Regions from separate parts of the Homo sapiens genome. Here region 2 is linked to region 1. A link is a contact called in ENCODE Hi-C or POLR2A ChIA-PET data. All regions are on one chromosome and are shown on one strand. The core of a region is the stretch at or near the end of the contact, and the rest is flanking DNA. Distances in the headings are between cores, read along the strand shown.

Evidence for each region. Hi-C counts contacts between places; a loop is a spot of excess contacts on that map. ChIA-PET counts read pairs that join two places held with the same protein, here RNA polymerase II (POLR2A). Pooled maps may share reads with other maps.
Region 2: a pooled map shows a loop between it and region 1 (2.0-fold over the local background). The contact joins two enhancer-like sites. A Hi-C loop is called at or near these places in 1 of 168 maps with a recorded cell type or tissue (IMR-90) and 1 of 50 pooled maps. POLR2A ChIA-PET finds 5 or more read pairs at or near these places in 1 of 52 experiments (MCF 10A).

Annotation. Positions count from the first base shown.
Region 1 is chr2:66,787,483-66,791,706 of GRCh38, reverse strand. No RefSeq gene overlaps it. Among named protein-coding and RNA genes, the nearest start is that of LINC01797, 86 kb to the right of the region's middle. Within about 2 kb of position 1,791, at least 3 of the 41 ENCODE cell types and tissues checked have a DNase peak (open chromatin) inside an H3K27ac peak, as active enhancers do.
Region 2 is chr2:66,886,660-66,890,883 of GRCh38, reverse strand. No RefSeq gene overlaps it. Among named protein-coding and RNA genes, the nearest start is that of LINC01799, 16 kb to the left of the region's middle. Within about 2 kb of position 2,008, at least 7 of the 41 ENCODE cell types and tissues checked have a DNase peak (open chromatin) inside an H3K27ac peak, as active enhancers do.

The DNA.
Region 1 (4,224 bases), core at 542-3,041:
ACATCTCACGTGCTCATTTTTAGATATTGGTATAAAAGTCCTCAGTGGATTCCCATTACCACTAGAATAAATCCCAAGCTCCCCACCTAGCCTCTGTCTTCAAAGCCCTCACCACTCCCCAACACAAACCTCTCTGCCTGCAGACCAACTTCCCTCTGCATTCAGTGTCACCTTCTCAAGAACCATAAGTACCTGACATGCATTTCTAGCTTTTCGATTTTGCTCATCTTGCTGGAGGTACTTTTTCTAGATTCATCTGCTCCCTACCTTTAAAGATTCCATGGAAGTCCTACAAAATCCCATAGCACACTGAACATTTTCTTCCCAAAACCTTCATAGCCTAGTGCCTAAACTCCATCTATGAACTTTACTATGTCCAGGCTTTTAGTGCAGACTTCTTACCTCTCTTCCTAGATCTGGATCTGGTCTCTTGGGAGATGAGCATTGCCAGGACAGAGAGAGGGCAGAGAGTGTGGATGGTCTACAAGGACACATAATGTGAATTACTTGGGGGTTTTCCTGCTTCCCTCTCATCCTCATATCCTGCAACCATGTAAGGGAATCAGAACATTGTTCCAGAACTGTGACCTAAGTGTTGACATCTGGCTGACCTGTCTTTCCAGCCTGCAGCTCTGCAAGCCTGGAGCATTTCAAGAAAATTAAGCTCAAGCTCTCTGCAAATGTGCTCTCTGTTTCCTCTTTCCTTTTCTCACCTCCTGTTCCCACCCGCATGTCCCTTTACCCTATTCCAATTGAGATTGGAACCAGTTTACACAGAGGATTTTTCTTATGTCTTAAAGCAATTCAAAAGCAAATAAAATAAACACTGTCATTCTCCCTCATAATAAATACATTCTTCTTATTTCTTTTAGTAAGAAAAAACAAGTTTCACACTTTAGATTTGTTTAGCTGGATAGAATCCAAAGACAGAGCTCTAAGTCAGAGGACAGAGTTTAAATGATGACTTGTCTGTTTATAGATGAGTAATTGGACTTGCTGCACTGGAGCTGTGGGATGGTGACTTGCAGGTCTGATATTTATTTACATAATTCACTGAATGTAACAGATTTTGAAATATAGCTTATAAATATTTAGAAAATATTGTTTCTAAGTACCTGCAGCATCTTTACAGTGTATCAGGCTATTTATTTTGAAACGCTATCTCTTTTTATTGAGAGGTAAGGTAGATAGCTGAGCAGAGATGCATGCAGAGTAGAATATAATTAATATTGTGGGGGAGAAGGAAAACGAAATGGCTATTAGATGGCGAACAATCAGTCCTCCCTCACAGAAAAGGCCTTTTTATGCAGATGAGGATGTTGCTCCTAGATATGCATTTGAGCTTTCTACATTTAGTTGCCTTGATTTTATCATGTTTTAGTAGAAAAGGAATCTGTACAGGATCAGGAGGTCCTTCAGGGCAAAACAATAAAGGCTTGGTGATAGATTTCAAAAGTGGCCACAAACTCTCCCATTGCCCAGATTCATTTTCTTAAAATCAGACTTTGCTGCTCCATCCTTTTAAAGGTGAAATCTATTTCTCTATCACTTGAATCTAGGCTGCCATTATGGCATGCTCCAGCCAATAGATTGCATCAGAAGTTCATTGTACCTGTTTCGAACATATGCCTCAAAAAGCTTTCCACTTTCTGCTCTAACTCTGAAATACTGAGCATGTGCAATGTGGAGCTTGGTCTGGCTTGCTACATGATGAGAGACACATGGCTTAGTCAGCCCCATCACCACAGGTGACAGTCAGCCAACTCTGGAAGCAGAGCCACCTAGCTGACTCAAACCTGACGACAGACGCATGAGTGAGCCTAGCCAAGGTGAAAAGAACCACCCAGCTTAAATCCCAGCCAAAACTGCAGACCTACAGAGTCATAAGCTGAGTAAATATTGTTGCTTTGAGCCACTAAGTTTCGGGCAGTCATTTCAGCGGCAAAAGCTTAACTGGCACAGGTTTACAATGGCTCTGGGCATGCAACCACCCAGAATAGCACTTATGGGTCATAACCAATGTCCATTGCCTCCATTGTGGCCATTAAGTAATCTTGCATCTATGTGAAACAAGCAAGTCATTTATTTAACCAAAGTCTATTGGGCATCTAGTCTAATTCAGGTACTGTTTGTTCAAGGTTGCTGGGGACACAGATCAAGTTTCTGCCCTCCTTGAGCTTATATTCTAGTGATGAATAAAGACAATAACAAACGAGCAAGTGAATATATAATATAATGCAAGCTAGCAAAAGTGCTATAAAAATAAAAATAAAGCTAGTAAGGTGAGTAGAGAGTAATGGGGGAGGCTATATTTGATAGGGTAGTTGTAGAAGCCTTGCCAAAAAAAAAGATATGAGCAGAAAATAAAGTGCAGAAATGAGCCATATAGAAATCTAGACAAAGAATACTTACTGTTTCCTGGGGCATTTTAAATTAAAATTATACTCAAATGACTCCCTCAGTCCAGGATTCCCTTTGTACCTCTTTAAAAAGGTATCATAATCTGGTCTAGTACTCATACCTATGTCATGATCAAATTTCATATTTTAAATTTAGTGATGAGGTCGCATGCTGGGGGGTTAAAACATTTTCTAATGTTGATTTGTTAATGGTAGGCAAAATCATATTTCCATAATTATATAAATGTATTCCTCTCATGAAACATAAGTTATTTCTCCAGTAATCTTTCATTCAGTTTTTAAAAATATATGTAATTAACTCTCTTATCCTTAGCAAACTAACACAGGAACAGAAAATCAAATACCGCATACTGTCACTTAGAAATGGGAGCTAAGTGATGAGAACACATGGACACATAGAAGGGAACAACACACACTGGGACCTTTTGGAGGGTGGAGTTTGCGGGGAGGGAGAGGATCAGGAAAAATAACTCATGGGTCCTAGGCTTAATGCCTGAGTGATGAAATAATCTGTACAACAAATCCCCATTACATAAGCTTACCTATGTAACAAACCCGCACTTGTATCCCTGAACTTAAAAGTTTAAAAATATATAAAATAAATTTTTAAAAAACTGTCTTCCTTTAACTCCTCAGAACTACCTCTAAGGTAAGGCAGGGGTTTTTGTGGTGGCTGTTGATGTTTTTGTTTTTTTGCTTATTTTAATAAAAGTATTATGTAAGTGAGATGTTGTATAATGATGTATGTTTGCACCCATATGTTTATTGCAACACTATTTACAATAGCAAAGACTTGGAACCAATCCAAATGCCCATCAATGATAGACTGGATAAAAAAAACTGTGGCACATATACACCAAGCAATACTATGCAACCATAAAAAAGAATGAGTTCATGTCCTTTGCAGGGACATAGATGAAGCTAGAAGCCACCGCATGTTCTCATTCATGAGTGGGAGTTGAAAAATGAGAACACATGGAAACAGGGAGGGGAACATCACACACTGCGGCCTGTCGGGGGTGGTAGGGTAAGGGGAGGGAGAGCATTAGGACAAATACGTAACGCATGCAGGGCTTAAAACCTAGATGATGGGTTGATAGGTGCAGCAAACCACCATGGCACCTGTATACCTATGTAACAAACCTGCACATTCTCCACATGTATCCCAGAACTCAAACTAAAATAAATTTTTAAAAAGATGTATGTTGTCCATGGTGAGGAATAAATCAAGCAAGACATAGAGATAAAACTTTACAGCTCTTGTTCTGTGTTCGATTATTAAACAGCAATATTGAACCATTTATTTGCAGAATTCTAAAGACATCTAGCAAAAAAAAAAGCAAGTATGTTAACTTTCAATAGGGATGAATACACCCATTTAAAAATTGATACAAATCACCCTCCACAAGGGAACTAAATCTGAACAGGAATTCACAGAATGGTTTAATAGAAGGTGAGGTTTAGGCATACAGCAATGTGGCAAAGACTGCTGACAGTTCACTAAAACCAATTTTTTTTTTTAATTTTCTGGGCATTGAGCTAGACTCTATTTTCCAGCCTACCTTTCATTTATGTGTGGTCATGTGACTAGGTTCTAGCTAATAGAATGTGAGCAAAAGTGTTCCGTGCCATAGCAAGCTGTGGTCCATAAAATGACGACAAGAAATCATCTGTTCTCCTTCCTTTCATTTGGCCAAATATTGGTACTACAAGTAACCCTGTAAGTCTGTATTAAAAATAGCACAACCTCCATCAGTCTGGGTCCTTGAAAAGCTGCAGGGAGCAAAGCTTCTGTTTGCCCATA
Region 2 (4,224 bases), core at 759-3,258, 99 kb before region 1:
TGAAAAGTTTTCTTATGTCCTTGCGAAGCCCTCTCTTCTGCCCTTCCCACTTCCCATCCCATCCTCAAGCAGCCATTACTCTGCTTTCCTTTCCTTTAGATTAGCTTGAATTTTTTTTTACAGTTTCATATAAATGTACCAGTTTTTGATCAACAATTCTGATGGAAAAGCACATGGCTAAATATAAGCATGTTTTTTCTCAGTCTAGAGACCTAATCTGTTTCCCAGATTTTGAAGATGGCAAACTATTCTGCTATTGTTTGTTTTTTCATAACTTACAGGATTTTATCTGGATTAGCTACATATAGATAAGAAAGGAGTCCCTTGATGTTCACCCTTTCCATTGTATCCTTGATCAAAGAAAAATATTTTTACTTGTGGGTATGGATGGATGCCAAGCTGAGATTTAAACATATTACAGGATTGCTGGAACAGAGAAGTTACTTTAAAAGATCCCCATTTAATTCAAGATAGTTACTGGCTTCTAGACTCTCTATATGCATCTTAGGGAATAAAGAAAGAACACCCCCACACCCCCCCCCACAAAAACTTTGAAAAATTTCAAGTGTTCCAAGTATTAGGAGTTTTTATGTTACCATACATTTTTCTGTAATGATCTCAACTGATCTTACAAGGCAGTTTCAACTTAAATATACTATAAATGTTGATACTTTGTAAAGGGTATGAGCAGGGGCAGGATTACTAGATAAAATATAGGACGTCCAGCTAAATTTAATTTTTACATAAACAATACATAATATTTTAGTATAAATATGCTTCAAATATTGCATAGAATGTAGCAATGCTAAAAGAAAGGATTTTTGGGTTTTTTAACCTGAAATTCAAATTTAACAAGGTGTTCTGTATTTTCACTTGGTAAATCTGGCCATCTTCAGAGTGTGTGTGGTGGGGGTTGGGAGTCGTGATGAATTTGGGAGATATGGCTGGGCAGAGAGGAGAAAGAAGGAGGTCTGAGTGATGGCCGAGATTGGGATAGATGCCCTGTGTGGAACCTATTGAATGGATCCACTTACAAAACTAAAATAAACAGTTTCTAATTGTTACGGCCTAAAAGTAAAAAGTTGTTTATAACCTGTGAGTAGGATCACTTTATGTCAACTTTAAATGATTTTAGAAGCCTGATGTCTGGATCCGGAAGTTGCCCTCCTGGGAAACTCTTTGGACTTGGGTAGTTCTAGCCCTGTGGTTTTTCAGTTGAGTGTCTTATATACAAACTAACCCTTGGTTCAACTGATAAGAAGTTAAACATTTCAGTAAACATGGGATAAAATTTCCCAAGACATCCTTGGGAAAAGGTATTTTTTGGAGGAAAGATCATGTCTAAGGAGGCTTTTATATACATTACACCCTGGAAATTGAAAGACATCTAATTCCCAGAGGTTTCTAGCTCCAGATAACTTGCACAATGCTAAGTTACAAAACCCTATCTGTATGAATGTGACTCAAGCTCATAAAAGTTTCCATCCCATCCAACTGGGGAAGCAACTTCAGAAAGCCTCCTTATTAGCTGCCAAAAATCTTCACCACATACGACCCACCCCCACTTTCTGCTTCTTCCAGGTCATTCACCACTAATGACTGCTATTAATGACTAAGCTATGCCAAAGACAGTATAAGAGGGGGTGGGGGTGGGGGGGGGGGGTTGCAGAGGACAAAAGTAAGCTTTAGGAGTCCCTGTTCTCAAATACATTTCCTTTCCTACTCTTGGACACCATCCTGAATTCCTCCAAGCAGTGCTGTTTAGATGTTTGGATTAGACTCCCAGTTTGCCAACTGCGCATCTGTTTCTCCCCCCACTAAGGGAATCAAGTGCAGGTTGGAAACAGCTCATGGACTATGTAAGAAGACAGGCCCCTGCAAATCAAGGCAGAGCCAAAACCATTAAGTCATTAGGTCTTGTGTTCTCAGGTTTTATAGCGCTCTTATTCACCAGCCATGGTGGAAGCCTTTCTGACGTGCTTCTGACCGCTCAAAGATAAGGTCACATGGCACCTCAGGCCTGTGTAGTGAGCACACAAGGCTCTTTCTTCCTTCCACAGGCAGTGCTGCCTGCGTGATCTGGGCTTATGTAGGAAATGAACTAGATGTTGTGATTTGAGTAGTACTGGGAAATTCTCTCCTTCCTCCTTCCTTTGCCTCCACCCAGCCACCAACTTACCCAAATATTCCAAATATCTTTCAGGTGACTGATATCTGATCCCAAAGCCATCTTGAACTGTCAAGAGTGCAAGTGAAATTCATGTTGGGGGATGTTCACCATTAGTTTAACATGACTCTCCCAGATTAAATGAAAACTCATAGGTTAAGAAAATGGCGACTATAACTCTTAAAGCTGTTGGTGTTTCCTAGAGAATCATCCACTGCCACTTCTTTAATAATTTCAAAATGCCTTACATTTATAAAGTGATCAATAATTATTTGCTTATTTGACAAAAAGAGATATAAAAAGAATGCAATAAAACATGCACTGGTAACCTCTCATATAGGATGGAAGACACATAGGTACTTACTTATTTCCTGACCAAATAAATATCAAGTATGTTATTTGACCAAGTTTGCCCAAAAATCTCTTCCCATTAATGTCTTGCCCTAACTCTCTTAGTGTTTCTGATATCTTTCATGTTCCTCTTAAAGTTTAAACAAACATCTCTGATTGTGTCAGCACCCACATGGGCAAAATAATTTCAAAATTATGTTTTAAAAAAATCTCAAAATTATTATTATTATTATTATTTGAGACAGAGTTTTCGCTCTTGTTGCCCAGGCTGGAGTGCAGTGGTGCGATCTCGGTTCACTGCAATGTCAGCCTCCCGGGTTCAAGCACTTCTCCTGCCTCAGCCTCCCAAGTAGCTGAGATTACAGGCACATACCACCATGCCTGGCTAATTTTTTTGTATTCAAGATTATTTTTTAAAAAACAATTTCAAATTCCTATTTGAGAAACAGAATAAGTTACAGCACACTTAAGGAAAAAACAACAGTAAAGTAGTGGGAGAAGTGGATCTGGAGAGCAGTCTTAGCCCTGCTGCTGCTGCTGCTGCTGCTACTGTTGGTGGTCGTGTAACGTATTGTCTAAACCAGACACTTGTGAGCGTGAAAGGAAGGTGCGAAGGCAAATTAAGCTGCAGCGACAGGAACTCAACAAACGAGGGTGCGAACTCACCCTCCAAGTCAGTTTCTCTCAGAAACTCAGTTTCATGGTCTATGAAATTCAGAGTAAGACAAAATGCAGTTCCTTCAACTCCAAAGCCTTTAGCTGAGAGCCAATTCTCATTTCTTCTTCCTAACTTCACATCTATTTTAAAATAGAAATGCATACTTTGTTTATTCATGTCTCCTCTCACGTCTCTGTTCAATGAACATTTCCGGCCACACAAAATCATTCTGGAGATCAATTTCAGGAAATTCAGTCTTCCTAATAGTCTTAAAGACAGCCACAGCTTTCAGCACTCTGTCAGAAATGCTGTTACTCAAAGGGATGTGTGGACCACTATATCTACTCACTCTTCCTTGGATATAATTTTCCTTTTAATTAGAGCAGGAAAAGAGTGATGGACAATGATGGGAAGACCAATGCAGAATACTTACTCTTCATAGCTGAACCCATTTTCTCCAACTGCCCCATTTTCATTCACAGATCTCCTTTTGCCACACGGCTGCATTATACAGCTTCATTCTGAAATGGCCAATAGATTACACATGCCCCTTCTTCCTGGCTAACAAGAATAACAATTTATTACTGATTCATGTATTATTTCAATTGATCCTCATAGCCATTCTTGAGAGATCTGTATTTGATGATTCAGATAGGACAAGTGACTTTTATAAAGAGACGCAGCTAGCAAGCATCAGGAAGAAGTGGAACCCATTCCAACTTTATTATGCCACACTTTCCCTCAGAAATCCTATCATTAATGAAGTGAAAAGACTAACAACACTGAGTAACAGTTGTGTTTTAATATACTTAAACTACTTAAATACCAGAAGTAGGATGGCATCAACACTGCAGTCAATTACATGTCCATGTATGAAACTCTTATTCAACATTTGGCATGACTGTCCTTAATCCCCAGCTAAGGGAAAGTTACGGATTATTCTTTCTGAAAAAAAAATCACAGGATGCCCAAATGTTAGAGCCAACACTTGTGGATTGTTCAATGATTTTATGTCTTGATTAAAACGACAACCACAAAAACTCATTTC